Regions from separate parts of the Homo sapiens genome. Here region 1 is linked to region 2. A link is a contact called in ENCODE Hi-C or POLR2A ChIA-PET data. All regions are on one chromosome and are shown on one strand. The core of a region is the stretch at or near the end of the contact, and the rest is flanking DNA. Distances in the headings are between cores, read along the strand shown. Region 1 overlaps LOC105373456 (a long non-coding RNA gene). Region 2 overlaps LOC105373456 (a long non-coding RNA gene).

What was found. A loop is a pair of places that touch in the nucleus more often than their neighbours do. ChIA-PET counts read pairs that join two places held with the same protein, here RNA polymerase II (POLR2A). Pooled maps may share reads with other maps.
Region 1: a loop to region 2 is called in a pooled map, with 2.3 times the contacts of the local background. The contact joins two enhancer-like sites. A Hi-C loop is called at or near these places in 1 of 168 maps with a recorded cell type or tissue (posterior vena cava), 2 of 37 single-sample maps with no recorded cell type and 5 of 50 pooled maps. POLR2A ChIA-PET finds 5 or more read pairs at or near these places in 2 of 52 experiments (HepG2 and activated CD4-positive, alpha-beta T cell).

The regions. Positions count from the first base shown.
Region 1 is chr2:19,032,448-19,037,110 of GRCh38, reverse strand. All of the region lies in intron 5 of LOC105373456 (a long non-coding RNA gene), which reads right to left. Among named protein-coding and RNA genes, the nearest start is that of LINC01376, 7.8 kb to the right of the region's middle. Within about 2 kb of position 1,715, at least 3 of the 41 ENCODE cell types and tissues checked have a DNase peak (open chromatin) inside an H3K27ac peak, as active enhancers do.
Region 2 is chr2:18,974,535-18,979,307 of GRCh38, reverse strand. The region is part of intron 5 of LOC105373456 (a long non-coding RNA gene); the gene reads right to left. Among named protein-coding and RNA genes, the nearest start is that of LINC01376, 50 kb to the left of the region's middle. Within about 2 kb of position 2,432, at least 6 of the 41 ENCODE cell types and tissues checked have a DNase peak (open chromatin) inside an H3K27ac peak, as active enhancers do.

The DNA of each region.
Region 1 (4,663 bases), core at 466-2,965, 59 kb before region 2:
AATATTTCTTGAATAGTTTTATGGTATGCATCTTTACTGGTTATCAAGATACATTTAGGACAGGCAGAAATGAACCTCAACCTCAGCTGTGAGGATTTATGTAGTTTGAAAGAAGAGTGCATGTGTTTGCCACAGTGAGCTGCAGGAATGCCTCCTGAAGAGCATTCTGCAAGTGTCTTTTCCACTTGTCCTTCCACCAGTTTTCCTTGGTCTTGTTGTCACAGCTAGCTAACTAATTCTTTGGAAGCATTGCCCTTTTTCATTTTGCTTGTGGTCGTCAACCTTATTGTCAGTTTAAGGGACATCTTTGCTTAGCTAAACACAAACATCCATACATTCTTACATCTTCCAGCGACCATACGATGTGGCAGTGAGAGATGTGAACCTGAGGGCAGTGCCTGGAAGAAGAAGAAGATGTGCCACAGAGAGGACAGGAGCTCAGGATTTGAAATTCTTTAAAAGACTTTGTCATAAGATCCTGACAGAGATGGGGCAAAAGGGTATTTAATTTCAAGGAACCAAATTCTAGGAAATCAAAACTAGTTACAGATGAAGTTCTGGTAAATTATCCTTTATAAAACAACTACCAAATGGACATGGCAGACAAGATTTCATCAAACCTGATCCTTGTGTACTTTCCCACCTTGGTCAGTCATCACTCTCACCACCTCTTTACTCATGAGACACATATACTCTACATGTGAACAGGCAGCAATGTCCCTTTCTCTGAACATGTCATATTTTTATTCTTCTGTACCTTTGTACCTACTGTTATCTCTGCCTGGAATACCTAATTCCTGTCTCCCTTGGAAGCTCAGAGTTTTATGATGGTATAATTTCATGTCTGCCTCCTCCACAACCCATGAGCCTCTTGAGGGCAGAATCTCATCTCAATCATTTTTACACTTTTGAATCTCAGTCAGGTGCTGGCAGGGAGTGTTTATTTACTGAAGGCATATATGTCTTTGGTGTCTGATACAACTTTCTGTGAAGATGTGAATGTTCTAGATGTATGCTCTCTGGTCCAAGAGCCACTAGCCCTATGTGACTATTGAGCACTTGAAGTGTGGCTAGTGCAACTGAGGAGCTAAAGTTTTAATTTTAATAAATTTAAATAGTCACATGTGACTAGTGGCTGCTGCACTGGACAGCACAGCTATAGATGATAAAAGAATGGCCAAAAGAGAGTCTAAGAAATGCTGCTGACATTCTATGACAAGGGGACTTGGCATAAACCCAAATGAGTGAGACCAGAGATGAGAAAGGGCATCCTACTCAACCCCCACATTTCTCCCTCACGCGATACTGATCATGTAGTTCTGCAGCTGGCTTGGAAGCCAGAAGATGCCGGTATGCATAGCTATACTTTCTGTCCCTGACTTGACTCCACTCCTGAATGGTCAACACACTGTGTTTGGTTGGTGCCTGTAAAAAGAATCCTTTCCATAAAGTATGAAGAGGGCTTTGGAAAGGGAATCAAATTCAGTGGCGAGGGAGGGAATGAACTTAGAGTCCACTGAAGGAGCCCTTGTGATGCAAGGCAGTGCTGTAAGACCCTTCTCAGAGTGGAATTGCCTTGTCTTTGGCACACCATTCCTGAAAGGCCGGGAAGGGCCCAGCTCAGACAGGGAGACAGAGAATGTCTGGGTTGGGAAAGAGAAAGAGCACTGCAGGGTCACCAGTTGGAACAGACTGAAACCAAACCCAGCTGGAGGTCAGGCGACATGCTTTCCAGATGTCTCCCAGGGACTGACTCCCATTACTTTCTGCAAAAGAGCTGCTTGAAATAAAAGTGAAATCACCACAGCTCCATAGTCATGTCCTTGACTCCCTAACACTGCCCTTTCCTTGCTGGGGAGCATTTAAATGTTCATCACCTCAAGGGTTTCTGATCGTGGCTTCAGAAGATCTATGAGTCCCCAGAATGGTAGGTCAATTTTGTGTATATAAGTATGTTCCAGAAAAATGACTCAAAGCATTTGTAAAAAGTTCAAGATTTATAAATCAAAAGATTTAGAACTGCTGTTCTATTTTACATCCCACCTGCCCTGTCTCATATGAAGAACCCAAGGCTAAGAGAGCAAAAATGACATTTCCCAGGCCATGCACTGAGTCAGTGGCAGAACAAGAATGGAAGAGGAGAGACCAAAGGGTAGATCTCATAGCTCCTCATCAGAGATCCCATTCTCTCTTCCCCAGCAATCATCAGCACTTTTGGAAGTAGTTGGTCTACCTAATATGCACCCATCATGTCAACGTCAGCCTTGATTTCTCCAGTCTTCATAACATATCGTGAGAAACTTAGTTGCGCTTGGGTGAAATCCAGAGTGAAAGTCAGGTCTTCATGATTCCCAGTGGTCTCTGGGAACTGCAGAATTAACACAAATAATCTGTTCATTCTCAAAGCAACCAAATATTATCTGTAGTCTGAATAAATTACATTTTCCACATACAAATGAGTGCCTTAAAATGAATGCAGATGCTATTGAGATAAAACAAAATGCTAATTTATCTGAAGTTAATTTATTTCAAACAAAGCACTAAAAGTTAAATGACCACAATTGGGGCTACAAGCTTTGAAGTATTTTGATACCATAAAGGAATCCTCACACTCACAAAAGTATGAACCATTAAAGTACGTCTACTACATTTTCCTGATTTGGCAATGAATAAATAAAGTAAGTTCAAGTTTATTTCTCTATAACTAGTGTTTCAAATGTTTTTTCTATTCATTAAATCAAAAAAAGCTGTTGACATATCTCAAGTGATGGTGCCGTATCTCATAATCAGGGTCCCTAATGCTGCCAGGCATTCTCCATTTCATGGAGGCTGCTGCCACTTAGAAGAAGCACACAGGTTTCTGATTTTTAGGAATAGGATGTAGGTACCCCTAGGTATCATTCCTAGGGATATTGCCCGTATCTGTGTGTAGATGGGTTGAGATTATAATATCTTTTTCAAAACTGAGGACAAGTGGTACAGCTATGGATTGTAATGGGAAGGTGGCTCTGGGGTTGACTGGATCCCATTCTGCCAACTGCATGACGGGCAGACTGTCTCATCCTACGTCCTAGAAGGAAACAAATGGCCAGTGCAATCTTCCTGGTTTCCTTATAATAAAGACACCATTTATTATGCTCTCTGCTTTGTTTATTCTCACTGAGATTTTTCATAAATAAAAACAAACTTGTGGATTATACAGTTATGAATATGTAAAACATACTTGTTGGGACCCTCCAGTTGTCTCACATCATTGTTTTCTCCCAAAAGTCCTTAATTAAATTCTAGGTCAAATAAACCCAAGGGAATAAGACCACACATAGTACTTTAAACTGTGTTTTAGAAGATGATGGATTATGCCCTCACAGTAGCAGGTTCTTAAAGACATTTCAACTCAGGGTTGTTTGTTTAGACATCTAGAGACAGGCACCCCATTCTGCAACTAGAGCACAGAGGACCTCCTTCTGCCTGAGTTTTTGGAAGTGGACAGACAAGTGGCCCTGGTCCTGCTACAGGAGGCACACATGACATCTCCCCAAGAAGGCCATGGGGTTGCTTGCCAAAAGGAAGTGAACACCAGCAGGGACTGCAGGAGCAGCAGGAATTCTGTTATAAGGAAGCAGGCTCACTAGGAAAACACATGCAGGTCTTGCTGAGTTTATTTATAGAACCGAGTGGCTCACATGCACCAGACCTACTTCTTGCCCAACGTTGGCAGACATGACTCTCTAGTGTTTTACGTCCTCCAGAGTTAGCACAGGCTTTGGTGCTCTGTGTCCTTTTTTCCAGCCAATAGCCACCATCTTGTAATGTCACCATTTTCTCTACTATGATGCCACTACTCCTGTATCTCATGATGATTCCTTCAGTCATCCATTCCTCATCATAATGGATTTTCAGACTTTTTTCTCCAGAAAGTAGTTTTGACAGTGATCTGTGGGGCATAATCATGAATAGTTTGATTGCTAATGAGAAGGCCAAGAATATTATGTCATCAAGGTGAGTGAAGATGATGGGAGATGAAAAAGGGAACTCTATATCAGCCTACTTTAATGGACCCAATACTTACATGTGTTTTGAGAGTTGAGTTCCAGGTGTAAGAAGTTACCAGGGCCATATATGATTAGAGTTGGAAATAAGTTCTTCAAAAAGCACTTCACATCATGGGCTTTTCTGCTAATTTTTCTTGCTTTTTTCAACTACTAATCAAAGCCAGTAGGGATAGATAACTACTGATTCCATCCCTATCCAAAGCAGGATTTCATAATACCTGATTACAAATATACCCTGTACTTGATATACTCTTGGGATTTTTGCATTCCCCGAAATAGAGGAAAGAAGCTTACAATATCCACCCAATTTACAAAGAAAGAGACTAGTTTTGGGGGTTTAGAATGATATGGTTTGGACCAAAAGATATGATCAGTAAGTGTCATAAAAGCCATGTAAATCTGGAAGATGGTACTTTTACAGATGCCCGAAATAGTCCCAGCCCAGCAAACCCGGTTGATAATGAGTATCTTTTGTCAACAGAGGAGGCCTCCTGGAACTAATTCATAAAAAATAATTCACAGTGGACCAGATGCTTTCAACCACAGGATGTTGAGGATTTTTCACTATAGGTTGAACTTTTAGAAATAACATTTGTCAATGTTGTTTTTAT
Region 2 (4,773 bases), core at 1,183-3,682:
ATTGACTTTGTTTCTCCCATAGCTATTCATAAACAAGATCCACATGTGTGTATGCATACCAAGAAGCTAATTCATCCACAATGGCCCTCTACAATGGTGACAAAAACATAAAAATAGTAGAGTTAAGATGCCACCTCCTCCCTCAACCTCAAAGAAGGTGTGGCTTTGGTGAAAAGAACTTGGCTCTGAGTCAGATCTAACTGGCATCAAAGCCTAACTTCACTCTTCGCTACCTAATCTTAACTGAACCTCTACATATTATTTGGCAAAGCTGTAGAATAATAATGAGAAGACACACACACAAAATAAATAAATAAAAGGAGGAGGGGGGAAAGAAAAGCAGAAAATAATCATAGATTTTTAAAATGAGGATTGATTAGAATTACATATAAGAAAACAGCACTAAATAGCACTTCGTTATTATTTTTGTTGTTGATAATTCTGGTTTGCTGTTTTGAGTGCACTCATAAAAACAGTTGCTCATGTATAGCATTCTATGCACATGTATCTCTAAATGCACATAAAAATCATAATATATATTAATGTACCCATACATAAATTGCTTACCTAATAATGCTAGTGAGAGATAAAATAGAAATTCTAGTCACTAAAGAAAATCAAATGTTGAATGGGGCCACTTAGAAAGTGTCTTTGGATTCTATGTTCTATGCAACAGGAACCATTTCTTTTATTGACCTTCAAATTGGGAGACATCAAAGTTAATGGCAGCATTGATACCATTAACAAAAACTGAAGACACAATAGGAGCAGAAGATATGGGGACAAAATGACACATTCAAGCTTGAATTGCTAGTAGCACCCAAAGCAAACAATGATTTCTCTGGGAACAAAATGGCACTAAAATGAAGTGGGTCATTTTCTTACCATTCATACCCAGGCAGTAAAATATATACCATCTATGCCATGATGTAAAACACTCACGTGCTTTCTGAAGCTGTTCCATTTAGATATCATGGTTATGTGTGTTGTGATGAACTTGGTAAATTCATAAAATAGTCTTCCAGTTGAGACCATTTCTACCATTAGGCATGATGTTTCCATGACTTATTCTGGCAAGAGTAGACTGGCATTGAATCAATAAATATGTATATAGGTAGCTTTGAACCACAAATGATCTTACGTAAATTAATAAGGCAATTGAGACTGTGTAGACCTGTTTTGAAAAATAATTCATAAGACCAAAATGGAAAATAATTGTAAAATATTTACTTCTGGCCACTACATTAGGGTTATATGTAATCAGGTCACTTCCCGGGGCCTAATGAACTATTAGCAGTGACACCAGAATTTGGATATAAAAGTTTTTACATAAGCAATTTGAAGAATGAATTCATTCGTTTTTCCAATGTCACTGAAAAGATATATATTTGCTCGTCTTTTATTTCTTATTTTTTTGCTTGAGTTGTTTTAATTCTTTTACTTGAGTGTCCTGAGAAGTTTTATGTATGCCAAATTCTGAGGCAGTGACATTAAAGAGAGGTTTAAACCTTATTCTAAGGACAGTGGCCTTTAAAATATGATTTGAAAGAGAAAAGAAAGGAACCAATGAAATGATCTAATATTAATACCCCATTAATAATGTAGTATTTAGGACAAGTAAGTAAAGCCAAATGTTAACCGAAATGTCTCCCAGTTGGGTCAGAGTCTGAACATCCCCCTGCAGTGTAAACACTCCAGCCTTGTGCCCAGGAATTACAATGTGGGCCAAGGACTAACTCACAGCTTTCGGTGCCCAATCAGCATGCAGTTAAAACAACTAAAATAACATGACATAAAGACACAAGACACGTTGAAAAACAAACTCTTACACACACATGACAAAGAAAAATACTTGATATTAAACAGCCCCAAATTATCTTCTATTAACAGCTCAATTCTATTGGTAGCCCACCACACTGATGGCTTGAAATCTTCCAGCACTCATTTAAGAGTCTCAGGGAGTCTGATTTACTTCTCAATGGCCCATTCATCCTTTGAACGTTTACTCTGTAGCCTGTGCAGTTATAACCTAAGCTGGATTTCATACATGAAAACTGACCTCCAGCACCCAATATTTTTGCCAAGTCTCAGTGAAGGCTCTTGGAATAATTTAGAGTTTGCCATAATGACAAGTTTAAGATTCAATTAATAAGTGTAGTAATTTATTTTTACTATGTTTGTAAAATGGCTTTAGCCCAACTAATTTCACTCCCCTTCACAGCCAAAAGGCCTAAGATAGCAACGATGATCCTCGCAGCAACACACAACAGGGCAGTTCGCTCTTGGTTGTTTAATGCCACGTCAAACACAAAGATTTCTACAGGACTCAGATGGAGACATTTCTCTCTTGCCTTAGTTTGGGCAAAAAATTGATGTCCTTCAGATAGCTGTAATGGATGGTGAGGACGGCAGAGAGTAATCAGGCCCAGCCCGAGGCAAATGCCAAAAGTTTCCCAGAAGGATAAATCTTGTTTCCTGCCTTACTTCACAGAATTAAGCCTTAAACAAGTCATGTTCTGTGGCTTGGATGCTGTGTTTATATCAGCTTTGGCTCCCTGGCTTGTGGTTGGGAACATTGTATTGGTCTGTAACTCAGGAAGGTTTTCCTGAAGCAAGAAATCACTATGTCGGTATCTTTATCTCCCATTCCATTTTATTTGTTCTATTAATACTGGCAAACGAGCTCTGAATGGTAAGTGGATTCATAGGAGACAGTGACATTGACCAGGTGCAGCTCGCAAAGCCAATGATTTAGCGCTCTGTTTCGGTAACCGTCTTTCCCAGGAGTTGTATGAAAGATGCCTCTTCATAAAGGATTTCGTTTTGGAAAATAATAACAGCACCTCATCTGTGCATGGCTCATTCTCGGTAGGTTCAGGAAAAAATCTTTTCTGTGGAGTTCAGGGTAGGCTGAGACCTTGTGGTCTCTCAGTGTCTTAAATGAAACCAAATCCTCTGGGGAGTGCATTCATTTATGGTTAGTAACAGGCGACTTCCTGTTTCGAAGCAAAATGGGCTTGAAGAGGCTTATAAAAAAGACTCAAAAGGTTTCTTGGACATCAAATGACTCTAGTAAAACATTTCGATGAGTTAAGTGTAAATGTACCAGCAGCATACGGATTAAATTCCCTTCTAAATAAACATTAACAGAGAACATGTTTGGCAAAATGCATTTTGAGTTTTGCAAAACTGAAAACATTTGAAAAAGGAGTGTGAGATATTTGATGAACTCAGAAAGCAGCCGGATTGCCCATCCCATACTTGAATATTGTCTTTGGATGTTCTGCAGATGTCAAATAAATTAGGATGCAGATATTAAGACCAATGTCTGCTGCAGAAATGATCAGCTGCCTGTCAGTTAGGATGGCGTTTTTGTGTATACCCTGTTCGTGTATGTGTGGCTGAACAGAGCCGTGGGGGACCTGTAACCCTTTCCTCACCTACAGGCATCCTCCCTTTCCTGGATTCAGTCCTGTAAGACCTTTTATTATTCACAGCTCTTCCATCTGTTTTGCTGCCTGTGAGATATTTTGGCTTCCAAAGAGGATTCCTGCTTTGCTATATATTTACAATGAAACTTTGGTGTCACCAGGCAGATGACAGCCTTGGCGTTGCTTGGGCCAAGGCCTTTTATCCAGAAGCCACTGTCCTCGTCAAGACTCTTATTATCTCTCACTATCTCTTTTTTCTGACATGCTCCCGAAACAAAATTTATGAATCCTTTGAGATGGTGGAAGTAACGACGGAACAGAAAAGATTAAGGGGAGAAACATTTTAAATGGGCCACCAACTACACTTGGTAACTATTAATAAATGTAGAAAAGAATCAAACGTTACTCTAAGGGTTGAGTTTTAGTGATCGTATCAATGGTGAAGCCACTGAATTAGAGAAGCACCTTTAGAAATCTTTTCCATTATTAAGTCTGATAGAGCAGGAAAGCACACCATTTGTATCCTTTTTATAAAGTATTTGACCCAGAATAACAAATAGTCATGTCACAGGGCAAATCTCATATGATTTGGATGCCATTACCTTGTAGTCTGTAACTACACTGACTTACGATCATTTTGGTTTTGAATGGTACTTGCAGAAAGTAGATTTGAAGAAAATTAACAGGCCAATACTCGGCAAGTATTATGTTGAAATATTTAAAAGATTAAAAGTTTAGCTCAGTGTATTTTGGCAAATAATATTATTTATAGATAAGTAATGACCCACTACCATACCAAAAATAATACAGACAATTAATATGCTACTCATTAAAATGTTTACTAAAGCCTTTATAGGGAGCACCCACTTCTCTTTTTGGAATTATTGAACAGCCAAACAACCGTCAGCATCTTCTCTTCTGCTATCTTCATGCATTCATTAAATGGTTTTCCATTAAGGCTGTGGTGAGACTGAGTCTGTTGACTTCATTTCTCTCTACTTTCAAATTACTCTACATATGGTTGCCAGAGTTTTCTTTCAAAAGGACTAGTCTTGTCATTCACCTGTTCAATAATCTTTGATGCCTACCAGGTGCCTCCAGAATAAAGCCCAAGTTCTTTAACTTGGTGTTCAAAACCCTCTGGTCTGGCCCTAATTCACATTTCAGTTCATGTTCCACCACCTCATAATCCGGTCATACCAGACAAATTCTCTATTCCCAGATTCCACATGTTCAATATGCTCTCATAGTATTTACCACTTCTTCTCAGCATTTTGCACACTTGTAAATATTTGCTAAATTATTTGTTTAAACAGAGTTTCCCCACTAAACTCCCAGTTAA